2 separate regions of the Homo sapiens genome follow, and region 2 is linked to region 1. Evidence: read pairs that join two places in POLR2A ChIA-PET (ENCODE). Cell type or tissue: GM12878. All regions are shown on one strand. Each heading gives the region's core, and the rest is flanking DNA. Links, peaks and the distances in the headings are about the cores only.

Region 1 (9,680 bases), core at 2,456-6,455:
ACTGAACCCTTCTTCACACCACACACAAAAATTAACTCAAAATGGATTACTGATCCAAATCGAAAAACTAAAAGTATGAAACTCTTAGAAGAAAATATAGGAATAGGCTGGGCATGGTGGCTCATGCCTGTAATCCCAGCACTTTGGGAGGCTGAGGCAGGTAAACTGCTTGGGCCCAGGAATTCAAGACCAATCTGGGCAACGGGCAACACGGCAAAACCCTGTCTCTTAAAAAAAAAAAAAAAAAAAAAAAGCTGGGTGTGGTGGCGCACATCTGTAGTCCCTGCTACTGGAGAGGCTGAGGTGGGAGGACTGCTTGAGCCTGAGGCTGCAGACAGCCATGATCATGCCACAGCTCTGGCATGGGTGACAGAAAGAGACCCTATCTCAAAAAAAAAAAAAAAAAAAACAATCAGGTGTGCCGGATGCAGTGGTGCATGCATGTAGTCCCAGCTACTTGGCTGAGGCAGGACCATCACCTGAGCTCAGGAGTTTGAGGCTGCAGTGAGCTAGGATTGCACCACTGCTCTGGTGACTGAACAAGACCCTATCTCAAAAAAAAATAATAATAATAATAAAGAGGAGTAGATAATGGTTTCTTAAATACAATTCCAAAACACATGCAACAAAAGAAAAATAGGTAAACTGGACTTCATTGAAACCACAAACTTTTGTACTGCAAGCAATACCATCAAGAAAATAAAAAGACAACCCACAGACAGGGTAGAAAACACTTGTAAATCATGTATCTAATAAAGTACTTTTATCTGGAATAAAAATAATTTTTAATGGCCAGGCACAGTGGCTCACACGTGTAATCCCAGCACTTTGGGAGGCTGAGGCAGGAGAATCACTTGAGGCCAGGAGTTCAATACCAGCCTGGGCAATATAGTGAAACCTTGTCTTAATAGATTGATATATTAGATAGATAAATAAGAACTTTTAAAATTCAGCCATTAAAAAGCCTGAATTTTATTAATAAAACAGGCAAAATATCTAAAAGACATTTTTCCAATGAGAATATGTCAATTTTGATCCAATGAAGATACCCAATAATCACATGAAAAAGATGTTCAACATCATTGCTATTAGAAAAATACAATTCTGAATGTCATTTTTTAAAAATGAAAATCAAAGACACACCATTGTTGGAGACAGTGTGGCAATTCCTCAAGGATCTAGAGCCAGAAATACCATTTGACCCAGCAATTCCATTACTGGGTATATATCCAAAGGATTATAAATAATTCTACTATAAAGACACTGCACACATACGTTTATTGCAGCACTATTTACAATACCAAAGGCTTGGAACCAACCCAAATTCCCATCAATGATAGACTGGATAAAGAAAACGTGGCACATATACACCATGGAATACTATGCAGCCATAAAAAAGAATCAGTTCATGTTATTTGCAGCAACATGGATGAAGCTGGAAACCATCATCCTCTGCAAATTAACACAGGAACAGAAAACCAAACACTGCATGTTCTCACAAATAAGTGGGAGATGAGCAATGAAAACACATGGACACAGGGAGGGAAACATCACACACTAGGGCCTGTCAGAGGGTGAGGGGTAAGGGGAGGGAGAGCATTAGAACAAACACCTAATGTATGAGGGGCTTAAAACCTAGATGACAGGTTGATAGGTGCAGCAAATCACCATGGCACATGTATACCTATGTAACAAACCTGCACATTCTGCACATGTATCCCAAAACTTAAAGTAAAATTCAAAAAGAAATTTAAAAATTTTTTTAAAAAGAAAGAAAATCAAAGACACAATGAAACAACACTTCACACTCACTAGGCTAACTACAATAAAAACCATGGATAATAGCAAGATGGGAACTGGCTAGATGGGAATGTAAAACAATGCACTTAGGAAAACAGTTTTGCAGCTCCTCAAAATGTTAAACATAATCATTAACATCTGACCCAGCAAAACCACTCCCAGGTTCCTAAAAAAATAAAATAAAATATAGCCATGCAAAAACTTGCACATGAATGTTCATGGCAACATTATTTTAACAGCTGAAGGTGGAAACAACCAAATGTCCACCATATGGATAAACATGGTATATCCCTACAATGAAATATGTATTATTCAGCCATAAAAAGAAATCAAGTACTGATACATGACACAACATGGATGAACCTTGAGAACACTGTACTAAGTGAAAGAAGCCACTCACTAAAGACCACATGAACTCATGGTCTTCACTGCTTATTAGGCCCCCTTGGCTTACCAACACCTCTCCCCCTTTGATTCCAGTTAGGACTTTCTTGCTAATGCTATTCCCTCTTCCTTTCTTAGATGCCCTCCCTTTTGGCCTTCTGTTTAAATTCTTTCCTAATCTCTCTATATTCTTCTATGAAGTTTTCCCCAACCAAACCACTTGATTTCTCCCATATCTGAACTGTCAGGGTAGTTACTGATTATATCACATTATGTGGGCATTTAAGTATATTGTATTTTTTTTTCTAAAATTGTGATTATCTTCCTCCAAGCTTATTAAGCATAAGGACATATTTGGGTAAGAGAACGTGATGGAAACTAACATTTACTAAGTACCTGCTTAGCTAAAGTTTTTTGTTTTTTGTTTTTTTTTTTTTGAGACAGAGTCTCACTCTGCTACGCAGGCTGGAGTGCAGGGGCACGATCTCAGCTCACTGCAACCTCCATCTTCCGAGTTCAGGTGATTCTCCTGCCTCAGCATCCCAAGAAGGTGGAATTACAAGCATGTGGCCACCACACCCAGCTAATTTTTGTATTTTTAAGAGAGACAAGGTTTCATCATGTTGGCCAGGCTGGTCTCAAACTCCTGACCTCAAGTGATCCATCCGCCTTGGCCTCCCAAAGTGCTGTGATTACAGGCATCAGCTATTACGCCCAGCCTAGATATTTAATATACGTTTTTCCTTAAAGCAAGTTACTTTAAACTCTGAGCCTGACTTTCTTCATTTGTAAATAAGGAAATTACTGCACAGGTTTATTGTGAAAACACTGGGGAAAGTCCAAGATATCTGAAGTTAAAAAACCAAGGTACAGAACAGTGTTTACAGCAAGTTACCATTTGTGTTTATTTAAAAAAGGAGGTAGGGGAAAGGGGTGTATAATCTATTATTATAGATTAAGTATATCTAAAGTAATTCACACAGGATGCACAAGAAACTGATAACAGCTATTGCCTTTGGGGCTGGAAATGGGAAAACTTACTTTTTCTATATATCCCTTTCTACTGTTTTGAGTTGTCTATCACGTGCATTATTTCCAAATAACAATTTTAAGGCTGAGCATGGTGGCTCATGCCTGTAATCCCAGCACTTTGGGAGGCCGAGGTGGGTGGATCACGAGGTCAGAAGATCGAGACCATCCTGGCTAACACGGTGAAACCCCGTCTCTAATAAAAATTAGAAAAAATTAGCCGAGTGTGGTGGTGGGCACCTGTAGTCCCAGCTACTCGGGAGGCTGAGGCAAGAGAATGGCATGAACCTGGGAGACGGAGCTTGCAGTGAGCTGAGATCGCACCACTGCACTCCAGCCTGGGTGACAGAGCGAGACTCTGTCTCAAAAAAAAAAAAAAAAAAAAAAAATTTAAAGTACATGTACACACACAGATATGAAATATATTTTTAAAACTATTAATACCACAGGGTATTTCTACCCTTAAGGGTGTAAAAATAAGCTTCATTTCAGTCATAGTTATCATACTAATGTTTATCACCTTTTTTCTTTGAAAATGCTCTTTTCACTACGTACTACTGATGTCATGACATTAATGGATGTCTTCTTTTCATCTAGGAAGTTAAAAGACTTATCTACCCTTTATATTAAAAGTACTATATGTGACTGGTGTATAAGATCACTACATGTCCTGGTTTGCCCAAGACAATCTTGGTTTATGCCTACTGCCCTGATGTAATTATTAGTAATTATATGATCGCCCTACTGATGAACCAAAGGGAAAATAAGTCTATTCTTCTTATAACATCAATCAAAGACCATTCCATCAAATTTAGGGATAAACTATATTCTTTTGTACAATGAATTCCTCTTTGGTGAGTTTCAAGAATTAGCTTATCTTCTTAAAACGTGTAATAACATGATTAACATATTGACCTCGCACAGCCTACCTGGCCCCTGCCCTTAGAATATTTCAAGATAGCAGCTATTTATTCATCTTGATAAATCGATTTAAAAAGAAAAAAAAAAGTAGCTAAACACCTAGCTATTTTTACTATAGGCAGTTAAAAAGACTGTTTCTCTATGTCCCATCTTTAACAATTCCATCTCAAATGGTATACTCCAAGACTTATTAAATACAGCTTAAACATTCCATTTTCCATCTCTATTACCCATTCCCTTTTTTTTTTTTTTTTTTTTGATGAGATGGAGTCTCGCTCTGTCGCCCAGGCTGCAGTGCAGTGGCACGATCTCAGCTCACTGCAGCCTCCGCCCCCTGGGTTCAAGTGATTGCCGGGCCTCAGCCTCCCGAGTAGCTGGGACCACAGGCATGTGCCACCATACCCGGATAAATTTTGTATTTTTAGTAAAGATGGGGTTTCACCATGTTGGCCAGCTGGTTTCAAACTCCTGACCTCAGGTGATCTGCCCACCTCGGCCTCCCAAAGTGCTGGGATTACAGGTGCAAGCCACTGCACCTGGCCCCATTCTCTTTTTTAAGAGACTGTGGCCTTGCCATGTTGCCCAGGCTGAACTCAAACTCCTAGCCTCAAGCAATCCTCCTACCTCAAGCCTCCCAAGTAGCTAGGACTACAGGAATGGGCCACTGCACCCAGCTCTATTACCCACTCTTGAATAGGCTTAAAAGGAATTTAAAAAACCAAATGTTTCAACATTACATTTACCTTAAACTAGATTTATGTAAGACATTTATTTAATTATCCCTTCCTGACCATTAAGAACTACTTTCTCTTACAGGTACTGAAAATTCATGTTACTGATGTAAGAACTTTTCCCAAATAATACAGAGAATGACAGTTAACTATCAGATAAGCTAGGGCACTGGTTTGAAAACCTTAGTTGCCTAAGGAGCAAGAGTTGGCAAACTATGACTCACATGGGCCAAATCAGGCCCTCAACCTGTTTCTGTTTGGTCTACTAGTTAAGAAAGGTTTTCACATTTTTAAGTGATTAAAAAAATCTAAAGAAAACTAGTATTTTATGACACGTGAAAACTATTAATAAATTTTATATTGAATTATTAAATTGAAATCGGTGTCCGTAATAAAGCTGTATTGGAACACAACCACATTTTTTCATTTATGAATTGTATATGGCTGCTTTTGTACTATGGGTAGAGTTGAACGGTTCTAACAGAGATCAAATGGCCTATGACGCCTAGAATATTTACTACTTGGACTTCTGCTAAATAACTTTGCCAAACTCCACCCTAGAGAGGTTTTGTTTAAAAAGAAAAATTATATATATACATACACACACATACACACACACACACACACACACACACAGAGAGAGAGAGAGAGAGAGAGAGAGAGAAACCAAAACAGTGGGGAGATGGACAAAAGAGGAATTTCCATTTTTAACAACTGCCTCAAGTAATTCTGATACAGACAATATATTCAGAAAACACTGATCTACACTCTACTCCTACATATGCTTAGAAAAAGGGAATTGTCATGTGGCTTACAATTTCATTGCTAAATAAAATGGGGGCAACTTGGTAAACAGAGGCTTTCTTCCTTCTATCAAGAGAGTATATATGTGCATAGCCAATTCAGCCTCCCCACTCCTGAAGAGTGTGCAATGCATTCTGCCAGACACACAGATCTTGAGGTAAAAAGAAGAAAATATCCTGTCCATTAAGAAGAAAATTTTAATTTCACATAAAATTTGCTTTAGTTTATTGTCAAGATTTGTGATTTTGAAGCTACACTTAGGAAATCCTTCCTGGCCTGTGGGTCGCATTTTCTTTCTTCATTGTATAGTTTTAAAATTTCACATGTGAGCTTTTAATCTACCTAGTCTACCTTCATATATGGTATTAAGTAGGAATCCGGTTTTATTTACCTCCTTGTGGTGAGTCAATTTCCCTATACCATCTATGAACAATCCCATCTTGTCCTCAGTGTTTGGTGCTGCCATAAATTATATATTATATATTAAAATCCTACATATACACATGTCCATCTCTGGGTGCTCCAAGTCAGCTTCATTGGTCTGTTTACCTTACCACAGGGCTACGGTAATAAATACAGTGTAGTATTATTGGAGCACGTCTTCATATCTGGGAGAGCAACAACCCATCTCCCACGCATAACACCTAAGACTGACCTACATGTTCATGAACATATTCTCCATATGTAAGTGTAGAGTATGATTGGCAAAAATTAGAAAATCAGAACGCACCTAAGAGGACACAGGAATTCTCATGCTCTGCTACTGGTGGGCATGGAGATGAGTACAGCCATTCTGGGGAACAATCTGGTACAACTTAAGTCAAATCAAATTTAAGTAAGCCCTATGATCCCCTTGCAGTTCTGCTTAATTCTTACAGAGGTCCAAAAAAGATTACGGACCAGAATGTTCACTGTTAGTGGGGATGGAGAGCTGGAAACGATCTGGTCTTCTATAAGATAAAATGAGTATACCCCTTGGAATACTATGTGGCTGTTCAACGCAATGAATTAGATGCTTGCATAGCAACAGGGAGAGAGCTTAAAACATTGTGCTTAGAAAAATGTAAGAAAGAATTAGGCATCATTTATGTAAGTTAAAAATACAAACACTAAATACATTTTACAAGAACACAAACAATATAGTGAAAGGCATTAGAATGGGTGCTTTTGGGGCAGAAGTAGAAAATGAGGATAAAATAGAATAAAATAAACAAGCAGGAAAGAGGAGAAAAAGGAATCAACCTTTACTGGGGGAAGGGGAGGGCTCACAAACACTAGGCTAGCTAGCTGTAGCCTGCGCCTTAGAGACTACTCACAAACCCCACCCACATGGCTCTCCCACAAATTATTTTTACATACTCCCATTTTACATATGAGTTGCCTTCATTAAAGGAGCCCTAAGAGCATAAAAAATTACACATGGTGGAAGAAATATCAAGAAGATATCGTTAAGTCAGTACAACTGCAGGATAAAGATGGCAATATCTGTAACTCGGGCAACCAGAAAAAAATACATTAAAGAGATAAAAATATAAAAACACAGGAAAAGCATTTGGGTGAAAGAAGAATTAAGTTTTAAGTTTTGGACACAGTTTGTTGTTAATTTTCACTGTTTGGCTGAAAATACTGACTCCAGAAGGCAGTCAAGAATAGCTAGAATACATCTGAGGGTCATTTGGATTGTCATTGTCCAAACTGCCACACAGTTGTTAAAGATGACACTGGTATGGAAGATGCTTGTGAAGCTAATGATGTGGGATGCTCTGGGGGAGTTGGAAGGGTGCTGGTTCAAAACAAAACAACCAATAGGAAGCAGGGGAGAAATGACTGTGGAAGGTGAGAGTGGAGTAGGCAAATTATTATAGATCTCATTTATTGAAAGTTGATTATGTGTAACATAAGCTAAATACTTAATTGTGTGTTCAAATGCCACTATATTCTAACAGCAGTAGGTGCCAAAGACTTAAGACATTTATGCAGCAAGCAAACTCAGAACTGAGAAAATCTATATTATCATTATGTGAATGGTGTGCCACAGTTGTGCAACTCAATGGTCCTGACTCATAAAACATTGTGCACAGTTCCGAATGTCAACAAATATTTAACACATATTATATGCTAAGCAATATGTTAGGAACTGTATGTCCTGCAGTCAACAAGACTGGCATTAACCTCGATTATACAAACTAAGTCCAGGTATTATGGTAACCTAATGGTCTTGCCTCTGTCCCTGTCACTACTCTCAACAAAACTTAGTCTGGGGGGACAGATGGCTTCCCAAAGAAAGTCCATTTTAATCTGAAAAAAATTGTCCTTGAACTATGCTCCTGCTAAAAAAAAAAAAAGCTTTAAGCCAAATAATCATACTATATACTACTATAATATATATTTTTATATGTAACTGTAACATATATAGTATATATGCTATGCCACAGTATAATAGCACATGGGATATTTTATGGTATAAAGTTATACCATAACTACCATAATCATGCTACTATAGGGTTCTTTATTCAAATAAAACAAGCCCTTGCCCTCAGAGGTTATAGTTAGATTACAGAGATATGGAAAATTTGATCTTTTGAACATCTATTCCAGAAGACTCAAAGTTATTATTGTTTATTCCATTTACTGTTGTACAATTAGAAATCTTTATTCCCTCAAAAAGTATAAAAACTTATGTGTGACTTCAAAAACCAAAATTAAAATTTTTAAAAACCGAATAGCGCACTTGTAATTTGTGATAATGAGATTTTACGTCACAAAAAATGCTGTTCAGTGTTGACACAGAGGTATGAGACTCCGACTTATTTCCTCAAGCTATGAATTCAGCTTACATAACAAAAGGAGGCCTTGAAATATCTTGCCTTATTATCTCACTTAGGATGACAAAGTTTAGTGATATTTATAGCAAATGATAATAAAATAAAAAGGTATATTCTTCAAAGAAAAACGAACAACAGGCCGGGCAACATGGCACGACTCCGTCTCCACAAAAAAATAGAAAAATTAGCTGGGAATCGTGGCATGTGCCTGTCATCCCAGCTACTCAGGAGGCGAGGTGGGAGGACTGCCTGAGCCCATGAGGTTGAGGCTGCAGTGAGTCGTGACTGCACCACTGCATCCCAGCCTAGGCGACGAATTGAGACCCTGTCGCCAACAACAACAACACCACACACACACACACACACACACACACACACACACACACACACACACACACCCCTTCACTTACTGGGTCATGACATAGTTCAATCTTTCTTCTTACCTGATCCTAACATCTGAGATTCCACTGCCCATTATAGTCAAACCAAAAGTTACACCACATTTACTTTCACCTAGTTACAATAAAGGTTTTAAGGTAAATGCATTTTCTGATTCAGTGTAACAATCACTAGGATAATCAAAGTACTAAATCATGTACCTCAAGTTTTTTGTAAAAGATTATCCCATTTTGCCCTCTAACAGCAGTCAGCCACTCAACACTCACCTAGAATACCTTCATCTCTCTCCTAATAGAACTCTAAACCATCTACCCCCAAACATACGTCCACAAAACAAAAAGATCTAGGAGAGTCATATAAAAACTGTGACTGTCAGCTGCATGTGACTTTTTCACTCACCAACCCATTGGATTTCAAATTTCTGTGTCAGAATAATACAGTACAATACTGAATTCAAAGGTAATAGTCATGTGGGATTGTTTTTGTTTTGGTTAATGGTGGCTACAAATGTGGCTCCAGAATCCTAGAACTGTGAATGGCATGATACATGAAAAAGTATGAGAGATGAATGCATGATATTTATATTTTCTCCCTATTAGACAGAAAACATTTTATCTGCAAATCCAACAGAATTCATGGAAAGTAGAAATGCAATCTCTAACAATGCGGCCATTACAAGTCCAACTCTAATCAACACATATAATATAAATATTCTTGTGGTATGGCTTGACCTTTAATCGTATTAGAATTAATACGTGCTCAAAGCACATCTAATTCTGAGTAAGAA
Region 2 (9,680 bases), core at 3,345-7,344, 290 kb after region 1:
TTCAGGATGGTACAAACGTCATAATCTGAATTCATTTACCAGATTTGCTTTTACATGAGTCTGAGACTCGGGCATCAAGCTGTAAAGATATACATAACTACATAAAGATATGTCTGTACATCTATGTTTGCCCAGGTGTATAAACTGAGGGGCAGAGAAGGAGGAATAATGAAGTGAAATACCATTTGCACACTTGGATTTATCTGCACTTTCACCCTATACTTATAGAAGAAACATCTTAAGCAATGTACTCTTGAGGACTGAGAATGAAACATGCAGATCAATTATGTTAAGTTTGAGACTAGTTTGAAGTCATGGTGAAATATTTAGACAACTGGGTTTTGTTAGGGCATCAAGCTATCAGTGGTTTTGGAGGACTTATCTCATTAGGTGAAACCAACCATTGCCCAGTTACTATTGTTGACATGCCTTTGATAAAACGATCTGTAATATGACCTTCAAGGGATATCACTCTAGAGAAAAACAATGAGAAACGCAGTAAGACAGCCATGTTGACATGTTTCTCTTAGACGCATAGGCTGACCTAGTGTGTTGATGTCAATATAGACAAAAAGCTATGCTGACTTTCTGAAAGAATTTGTCAGATCCCTATAAACTCCAAGGAAGACTATGTAAGCCTGGTTTGTGGACAAGAGGATATTAAAATACAGTGACAGAGTGACTTGCTGATAAAGAAGTGGGAAGTTACCTTTGGAAAAAGTTATAGATGAGGCTGCTATGCTCCTTATATTTGAAAAAGTAAGTTAATGATGGGGAAGTTGAATCTCATCAATTGCATTAACTACAGCAGGGTCTCCAATATGTCATTTTGTTCAATGTTGGTTGACGAGAAAAAATAATATTCCTGACAGAGCCACTGTTTGTGTAGAGTTTGCATGTTCTCACTGCGTCTGGTGTGGGTTTTCTCTGGGTACTCCAGTTTCTTCCTACACCCCAAAGGTGTATTTAAGTGAACTGGTGTATCTAAACTGTCCCAGTGTGAGGAAGCATGGGTCTGTGTGTGAGTGTGTCCTGCGATGGAATGGCATCCTGTCCAGGGTTGGTTCCCGTCTTGTACCCTGGGCTGCCAGGATGGGTTCTAGCTGACTGAGATCCTAAACTGGAATAAACAAGCTGGAAAATGAATGAATGAATACAAAGGATTGTAAAATAGAAGTGCTTAGTCTATGATAATCATACAAAATGCGCAACAGTAAATGATGTAGTATGAAAGCATTCAATGAGCCTGCCATATTGGTTAGCATCTGAACTGCATGGTTGTAGGAGGTGCTCCTCACAATTTTTGCTTTGCAAAAACTTATTTGATTTAGTCCACCACCAACACAAACACCGTCATTCACTGATTTCCCTAAAATTGGATAAATAATTATCTTACTTGTATTTAGTGTTTCTTAAATGTATGGATAGCTCACATCTATTTCAATGTTTAGTATTAGGAGTGTTTTAGGTCTTCCTTTAGGAGTTTGGTGATATGTCTGTGATGAGAAATGTGCCGAAGGGACTTGGCAATTGTTTAGATCAATTAGCCTATGGTAAAACTGGTCTCATTATAAGAACCTACTGACAATGTTAAATGAGGACTTACTGTACATTACGGATAGGTAAAGAAAGCAATAATTCTACAGGACATACCAATTCCATGTGTGCTATTTATGGGTCACAGAATGTCAGCATTTGCTTTAAAATTATATAGATTATTATGAGTTAATTTAAAATATAAATTTTGTTGGTATACGGGAAGAAATGCTGGATTCCTGATTTACACATTGTAAAGTCATGTGTGAGGCAAAACAGTGAAATTCTAAACCATAAGTTTGTAGTACATATTTTAAGGGAGGACTCTTTAACCTCAAATAAGCTATTAGTGGTTTTGGAGGACTTAACAAATGTCCACAATACCGCTTTCATCTTAAATCTAGGATAAGCTGGTTTTTAATACCAATGCCTTATCAATGATTCTAATCTTTCTTTTCACGTTTACTTTTGAGGTGGCCCTATCTTGTTCAGTATAGCTTTTTTTTTTTTTTTTTTAAATAAATTTTATTGGCTGGGCATGGTGGCTCACGCCTGTAATCCCAGCACTTTGGGAGGTCGAGGCGGGTGGATCATGAGGTCAAGAGATTGAGACCATCCTGGCCAACATGGTGAAACCGTCTCTACTAAAAATACAAAAATTAGCTGGGCACAGTGGCACACGCCTGTAGTCCCAGCTACTCAGGAGCTTGAGGCAGAAGAATCGCTTGAACCTGGGAGGTGGAGGTTGCAGTGAGCTGAGATCGCACCACTGCACTCCAGTCTGGCAAAAGAGCAAGACTCCATCTCAAAAAAAAAAAAAAAAAAAAAAAGTTTGTATATTTAAGGTATACAACACGTTGTTAAAAGATACAATATATAGAAAAATGGTTACTACAGTGAAACAAATTAACATACCCATCACCTAACACTTTTACCCATTTCCCTCCCCACCCCCATGGCAAGACAGCTATAATCTACTCATTTAGAAAAAAATCCTGAAGACACTATTATTAACTATAGTCCTTATGTTGCACACGAGACCTTTCTACTTGTTACTTTATATCCTTTGACCTACATCTTTCCAGTTCCTTCCCCACACTACAACCTTGGTAACTCCTGTTTTATTTGCTATCTTTATATAGTTGACCTTTAAAAAGAAAAATTCCACATATAAATGAGATGCAATAGTTTTCTGTGTCTGGCTTATTTCACTCAGCATAATGTCCTTCCATGTTTCAGTAAATGGCAGGATCTCCTTTTTAAAGGCTGAATAATATTCTGCTCTGTGTATGTGCGTGTGTTTATGTATGTATGTATGTATACACCACAGTTTATCTATTTGTCCACTGATGGACACCTAGGTTTTTCCCCATATTTTGGCTACTGTGAAGAATACTGTAATGAACACGAGAGTGCAGGTATCTATATGAGGTGGTATTTCATTTCCTTTGGGTATATATCCAGCAGAGGGAATGATGGGTCCATTTTTTATTTCTTTAGGAACCTCCATACTGTTTTCCCTCAGGGCTGTACCAATCTATGTTTCCACTAAGAGTATACGAGGTTTCCCTTTTCTCCACACCTTTGCCAACACTTAACCTCGTCTCTTTGGTAACAGCCATCCTAATAGGTGCGAGGTGATATCTCATAGTGGTTTTGATTTGTATTTCCCTGATGATTAGTGATGCTGAACACCTTTTCATATACTTATTGGCCATTTTAATGTCATCTTTGGATAAATGTCTATTCAGGACCAGGCTGGGCATGGTGGCTCATGCCTGTAATCCCAGCACTTTGAGGCCGAGGCGGGTGGATCACATGAGGTCGGGAGTTCAAGACCAGACTGGCCAACATGGTGAAATCCTATCTCTACCAAAAATACAAAAAATTAGACGGGCGTGGTGGCAGGCACCTGTAGTACCAGCTACTCAGGAGGCTGAGGCAGCAGCATCACTTGAACCCAGGAGATAAGGCTGCAGTGAGCAGAGATCACATCACTGTACTCCAGCCTGGGCAACAGAGCCATACTCCATCTCAAAAAGAAAAAAAAAAAAGGTATATTCAGGTCCAGTGGATTATATGTTTTCTTGCTACTGAACTGTATGAGTTTTTTTAAAAATAAATTTTGGGTATTAACCCCTTATCAGATATACAGCTTGTAAATATTTTTTTCCCAGTCTGTAGTTGTCCTTTTCCATTTTGTTGTTTCTTTTGCTGTGGAGAAGTTTTGCAGTTTGATGTAGTTACATTTATTTATTTTTGCTTTTGTAGCCTGAGCTTTTGGTGTGATGTTCAAGAAATCATTGCCAAGGCTAATGTCAAGGAGCTTTTACCCACGTTTTCTTCGAGGAGTTTTATGGCTTCAGGTGTTACATTCAGGTCTTTTATCTATCTTGAGTTGATTTTCGTGTATAGTGTAAGATAAAGGTCCAATTTCATTCTTATTTTATTTTTTTAAAGAGAGAGGGTCTTGCTCTGTCACCCAGTCTGGAATGCAGTGTGATCATAGCTCACTGTGACCTCTAACTCCTGGGCTCAAGTGATCCTCCTGCCTTAGCCACCCAAGTAGCTTAGGCTACAGGCATGAGCCACTGTGCCTGGCTCAATTTCATTCTTTTACATGTGGCAATCCAGTTTCCCCGGAATCATTTATTTGAAGAGACTATCCTCTCCCCATTGTGTCTTCTTGGTACCCTTTTTGAAAATTAGTTGCCCATATATGTTTGGATTTATATCTGAAATCTTTATTCTGTACCAATGGTCTATGTGTCTGTTTTTGTGCCAGTACTGCACTGTTTTGATTACTATAGCTATATACTATAGCTTTGAAATAAAATTTAAAATTAGGAAGTGTGATATCTCTTCCCCCCTCAACCCCACCTCAGGATTGCTCTGGCTATTTAGGGTCTTTGGTAAGTTTTAGGATTTTTTTTTTAAATTTATGTGAACAATGCCCTTGGGATTTTGATAGTGACTGTGTTGGATCTGCATATTGCTTTTGGTAGTATGGGCATTTTAACAATATTAATTCTTCCAGTCCATGAGCATGAAATATCTTTCTATTTGTGTCTTCTTCAATTTCTTTCATCAATGTTTTATCATTTTCTAGTGTACAGGTCTTTTATCTCCTTGGTTAAATTTATTCCTAAGTATTTTAATTTTTAAATGCTATCATAAATGGGATTGTTTTGATTTCTTTTCTTGGCTAGGTTGTCACTTGTGTACAGAAATGCCATGGACTTTTCTATCTAGATTTTAAATTTTATATCCTGTAACTTTACTGAATTTATTTATTAGATGGATACGGCTTTTGAGAAAGCCTCCTCATGTCTACAAAAATGCAAATAACTATTGTCAATAATGGAAAAAATGACTATAAAGGGAACAGAGGCATTCAGAAAATGAAACCATTTCCTTCAGCAACAGATGTCCAATTTTGGGTGGTTAATGTACAACCTACTTTAAGAGCAATGTCAGTTTATTAACATAAATGGTAGGTTAAATATCATCGACCAAAACAAAGGCCCTATAGTTATAGCTACCAGTATACTGAAGTATTAACTTAAAAGAGATTAAAAGCAGTAACACTGATCTTCAGTGGGATGCCGCTTTACCACATGCTCACAAGTTATGCTTCTTTGAAATTATTTTTTTTTTTAGAGGTCATAAAGTTTATAATGTAATATCAATGATTCTTAATATAGCATTTTGTTTTATTAAAGTGTGACCAAAGGTTTCTATCATACTATAAAAGGGAAATATAGAGCATTTTGGGCTATATTAACAATGAAAATCTGTCAAGTAATTTATTAATTTTATCTTTAGGTAAGTAGGCTAACTTTACCATTAACACAAAAGAGAAAATTTCTATTTCTCTCTCATTTTTCTCCTACAATCATCTTCAACTTTTATCCATAAAACTCCAGGGTGGATATAATCAAGGAGATTAAAAATCAATAAGAAAGGGTTTATCAAAACTTAGAAAGTAAAATACTTTTTTCTTAACATAAAAAAATTTACATAGAAAATACTATTCGTACATTTTGCAAAATTAATTTTGCTATACACATGTTGGTAGTTTTTAGACTGGATTGAAAACAGCATGGAATAAAGACAATTTTAGTTAATCTTGAGGTGTTTTTCTGAATGAGTTATGGCAATAGCTGCCTGTTCAAAGCCTTGAATGGTAGTTGAATAGCATTTCAGAATGTACTTGCATTCATGTGGCAACAACTGATGGAGAACTGAGGTCAGCTAACAGAAATGCCACAAAACCTTACATTCTTAAAAGTTCCAAAGTACAATTTGTAAAGAAGCTGATTGTACAAAGACAATCAACTGTAGAGTGGGAATGCAGAAACAAACGTACACCTCCTTTTGTGCTAACTCCTATTTATTTCTTGGAACTGTAGAAATGTTAAAACCCAAAACCTCTCCTTGGTGACTGTCCTTGTTTATGCTTTCTTTACCTTGTGCCTAGATGAAAAGCAACCCATTAGTTTAGTTAAACAGGCGCTTATCATGAAATCCAGATCTACTCAACACCCTCAGTCCCCTGGGAATTGGTACATGATGCAGAATATTTTTATTGACATTCTGACTGAAACTTTATTTTTTAGAGAAGGGGTCTCTCTCTGTTGCTTAGGCTGGAGTGCAGTGTCCTGATCTTGGCCCAGTGCAACCTCGAACCCCTGGGCTCCAGTGATCTTTCTACCTTGGCCTCCGAGTAGCTAGGACTACAGGGGGGTGCCACCAAGCCTGGCTGCTGACTAAAACTTTAATACACCTGTATTAGTCTGCCCGGGTGGCCATACAACAAACCATAGACTGGGTGGCTTAAAAAGCAGAAATTTATTTCTCTCAGTTCTGGAGGCTGGGAACTCAAAGATCATGGTGCTGGCTGATGTGGTTTCTGACGAGGACTCTTGGGGGCTTATAGATGGCTGCCTTCTGGATGTGTCCTCACAAGGCAGAAAGACAGAGTTCTCTGGTGTCTCTCCTTAAAGGGACATGAATCCCATTGGATCAGGGTTCCACCCTTATGACCTAGTTTAACTTTGATTACCTCTTTATAAGCCCTATCTCCAAATATAGTCACATTAGGAGTTAGGGCTTCAACATATTAATTTTGGGGAGAACACAGTTCAGTCCGTAGCACACACCCTTATACGAGGCCCTAGCCGAGCCTGGGACCAGCTACAGCAAACCATGCTTTACATCCCTATCGTCATCTCCCACCATGCAAGGCCCTCTAGTCAGTCATCCTTTTTACTCTCTCATCCCCACATTTCTTTGTCCTCTACTCCAGGATAATCCTCTTCCAGCTGCCCCCATTCTTTCTAACCACACCTTCTCAAAGATCCAATGAGGCAACATATTGTTTCTGTGATTCTCTTACTTCCCACTCACATTTCTTTAGATTGTAAATGGCCAGCCATGTAAGTCCTACAGTAACAGTAATGATAGTAGCCCCAAGTTACTAGCAAGTTTGAATAGTATAGCTGTTTGCATGTTTCTACTAATATAGAGCCAACATAAGTTTCTCTTCAGTTTAATATTCTGGTTTTAACTAAGCAAAAGACATGCTGGTCAATTCTTAAAGCATTCACATTTCATGAAGTTAAGAACTAAATCAATTTGAGAATACTTACCAAAGTTATAATGCTTTAGTAATTAACTTAAAAGGTTGCCCTTTTATAAACAAAAATGTTTTAGTCTTTTCCATTTTTATTTATTTTTCAACTGGTTATGAATTCTCTTTTCTTGCCTTTTAAGTCCGTGGTAATATTTTATGGAATGTTGAACACTGCAATTTTTATGTTGTTGAGTGTTGGAATTTGTTGTATTTCCATAAAGAATGTTGTACCTTATTCCAAAGAATGTTGCATTTTACTCTAACAGGGAGTTAAGTTATTTAGGAACAGTATGATACTTTCAAAACTTGCTTTTAAACTGTTAGAGCAGATGCAATGTAGTCTTTAGAGTAATTCATCCCTACTAATAAGGCAGGATCTTTTGATGATTATATGCAAACTTAACCAAAGGCTCAAGGGGATCTCTCTTCAGATTTCTAGGGCATTCTCTCTGTACAATCCCTCTTCTCTGGGTTTCTGCCCCACAAATGCTAGCCATCTTGATCTTCCCAAACTCCTATCTCTGTCTCCTCAACTCAGTGACACTGCTGGCCTCTCTCTTTGGTTTCTTTCTCCTTGTACAGTATCCTGGAAACTGCTTCTAGGCAGTAAGCTGGGGACAATTGTAGGGCTTACTTCATCTGTTTCTCCTCTCAGGGAATGTCTAGTTTTCTAACTAGAAAGGTAGTCTAAGGTAGGAGTGTAAATCTGGCTCCTGTTATTCTTCATGGCCAGAAGCAGAAGTGAAAAAGTTGAGTTTCACTCCCATCTTAACTAGACATAGTCTCTGACCTCCAGGAGTTTGCGATAACAAAACTCTCTGGACAACATAGTCTTTGACCTCTAGGAGTTTTGTTATCTAATATAATATCCTGACATATTTTAAGTTGTCTCTTATGCCTGAGATTTATACAGAGTAAAAGCAAAGGAACAGTGGGGATAGCAGTCAAGGTTAAAAGAGGCTTGGGCTTGAAATAAGGCAATTTCACGGGGAGCCCTTTGGCCACATGGGGTTGCATAGGGGAATACAGTTTGTACATTATAGGTGCTGGGAATAAAGAGGCAGACTCATAATTCATTTTATAGATGACAGAAGATAATCCTCAATAGTTATCTAGATTATAAAAATAGGAGCCTAAAGCAAATTAAAATCATTAAATCAAGTTTGAGTTATAATTCATTCTTCCTACTAGTTTTTTTATAGAAAGTAAATTCCACCACATTTGAAACTCCAAACTTAACAAACTATAAAGGAGTTATCTAAAGATTTTATGCTGAGAATGAAATTGCTTTTTTTTTTTTTTTGAGATGGAGTCTCTCTCTGTTACCCAGGCTGGAGTGCAATGGTGCGATCTCGTCTTACTACAGCCTGCGCCTCCTAGGTTTAAGCGATTCTCCTGCCTTAGCCTCCTGAGTAGCTGGGATTACCAGTACCTCCCACCACGCTCAGCTAATTAGTGTATTTTTAGAAGACACAGGGTTTCACCATGTTGGCCAGGCTGGTCTCAAACTCCTGACCTCAGGTGATCCACCCACCTCAGCCTTCCAAAGTGCCGGGATTACAGGTGTGAGCCACCGCGCCCGGTTGAAATTCCTTTTTTAGACATCTCAAAGGCGAGGTCATCACACCTAACACAGCTAATATGGACTTTCAGTTCAATAACATTCCACGTAATGATACTCATAGCCTTCAAAGTGTTTACAGAGGTCCACACATACCATTTTTTCCTCACAATAATGCTGCAAGATAGGGTCAGAAGTACAATCTTTAATTCACAAATGAGGGCACCGATTTATCCAAGGTCACTAGCTAGTTAGTGAGAGAGCTGGGCCAAGGCTCTGGCTTTCTTGACAGCTTCAAAACTCAGTATAACTTAGGTCCTTTGACTTAATTTTCTTTAACATGGCAAGGTATAACCTTGCATTGTTCTCATGACCTGACACTGATAAGTCTAGCAATAGGCATCATAAGGTTTGCTGAAAAGATGCATGCAAGGGCATGTCACTATGACTTAGAGAAATCAGGCATAAATGTAGTAGAGATCAGGGCAACAGCTTAGAGCAAAACAATAAAAAACCATCTCATGCTATGGAGCAACTCCAGTGTTTTCATTTAAAACCTTGCCATCCATTACAAAGGACAAAGAAAGAACTTTAGAACATCAAAATGAGATTATTATGCTATGTGCATGATACTGCTTTGGCAGTGCTGCTTACAAAGTATAGGACTTTAATATATTTTCCAAAGTAGGTTAAAAAAAGAAACAGTTTAGCTGGGGAAAGAGGCCATTTATTAAGAAGGTAGGTACTGGCTGAGACTGGCAAGAACTACAACATTACTCACAGTGTTCAGCCACATTTTCAGAGTTGCTACTATGTACCTCTTTTGAGAGCTGATGGGGCCATTCTTGCCCTGGCATACCAGAAGAACAGGAGCCACCAACTTGGCACATGAAGTGAAAAGGGATATTCCAAGATTATATATTGGTCTAACAGACAGTACAGGCTGAG

What was found. Peaks named below come from ENCODE experiments on the same cell type or tissue, not always from the same donor. Only the 100,000 strongest peaks of a DNase experiment are listed, where the experiment ranks them.
Region 2: POLR2A ChIA-PET joins it to region 1 with 5 read pairs; 3 of 35 experiments call an interaction of 5 or more read pairs at or near these places.

The regions. Positions count from the first base shown.
Region 1 is chr3:23,841,411-23,851,090 of GRCh38, reverse strand. The region is part of intron 3 of UBE2E1 (ubiquitin conjugating enzyme E2 E1); the gene reads right to left. Among named protein-coding and RNA genes, the nearest start is that of UBE2E1-AS1, 39 kb to the right of the region's middle. In GM12878, for the core only: no CTCF peak of the experiment used is centred there; no DNase peak of the experiment used is centred there.
Region 2 is chr3:23,548,827-23,558,506 of GRCh38, reverse strand. The region is part of intron 5 of UBE2E2 (ubiquitin conjugating enzyme E2 E2); the gene reads right to left. Among named protein-coding and RNA genes, the nearest start is that of UBE2E1, 250 kb to the left of the region's middle. In GM12878, for the core only: no CTCF peak of the experiment used is centred there; a DNase peak (open chromatin) is centred at 4,960.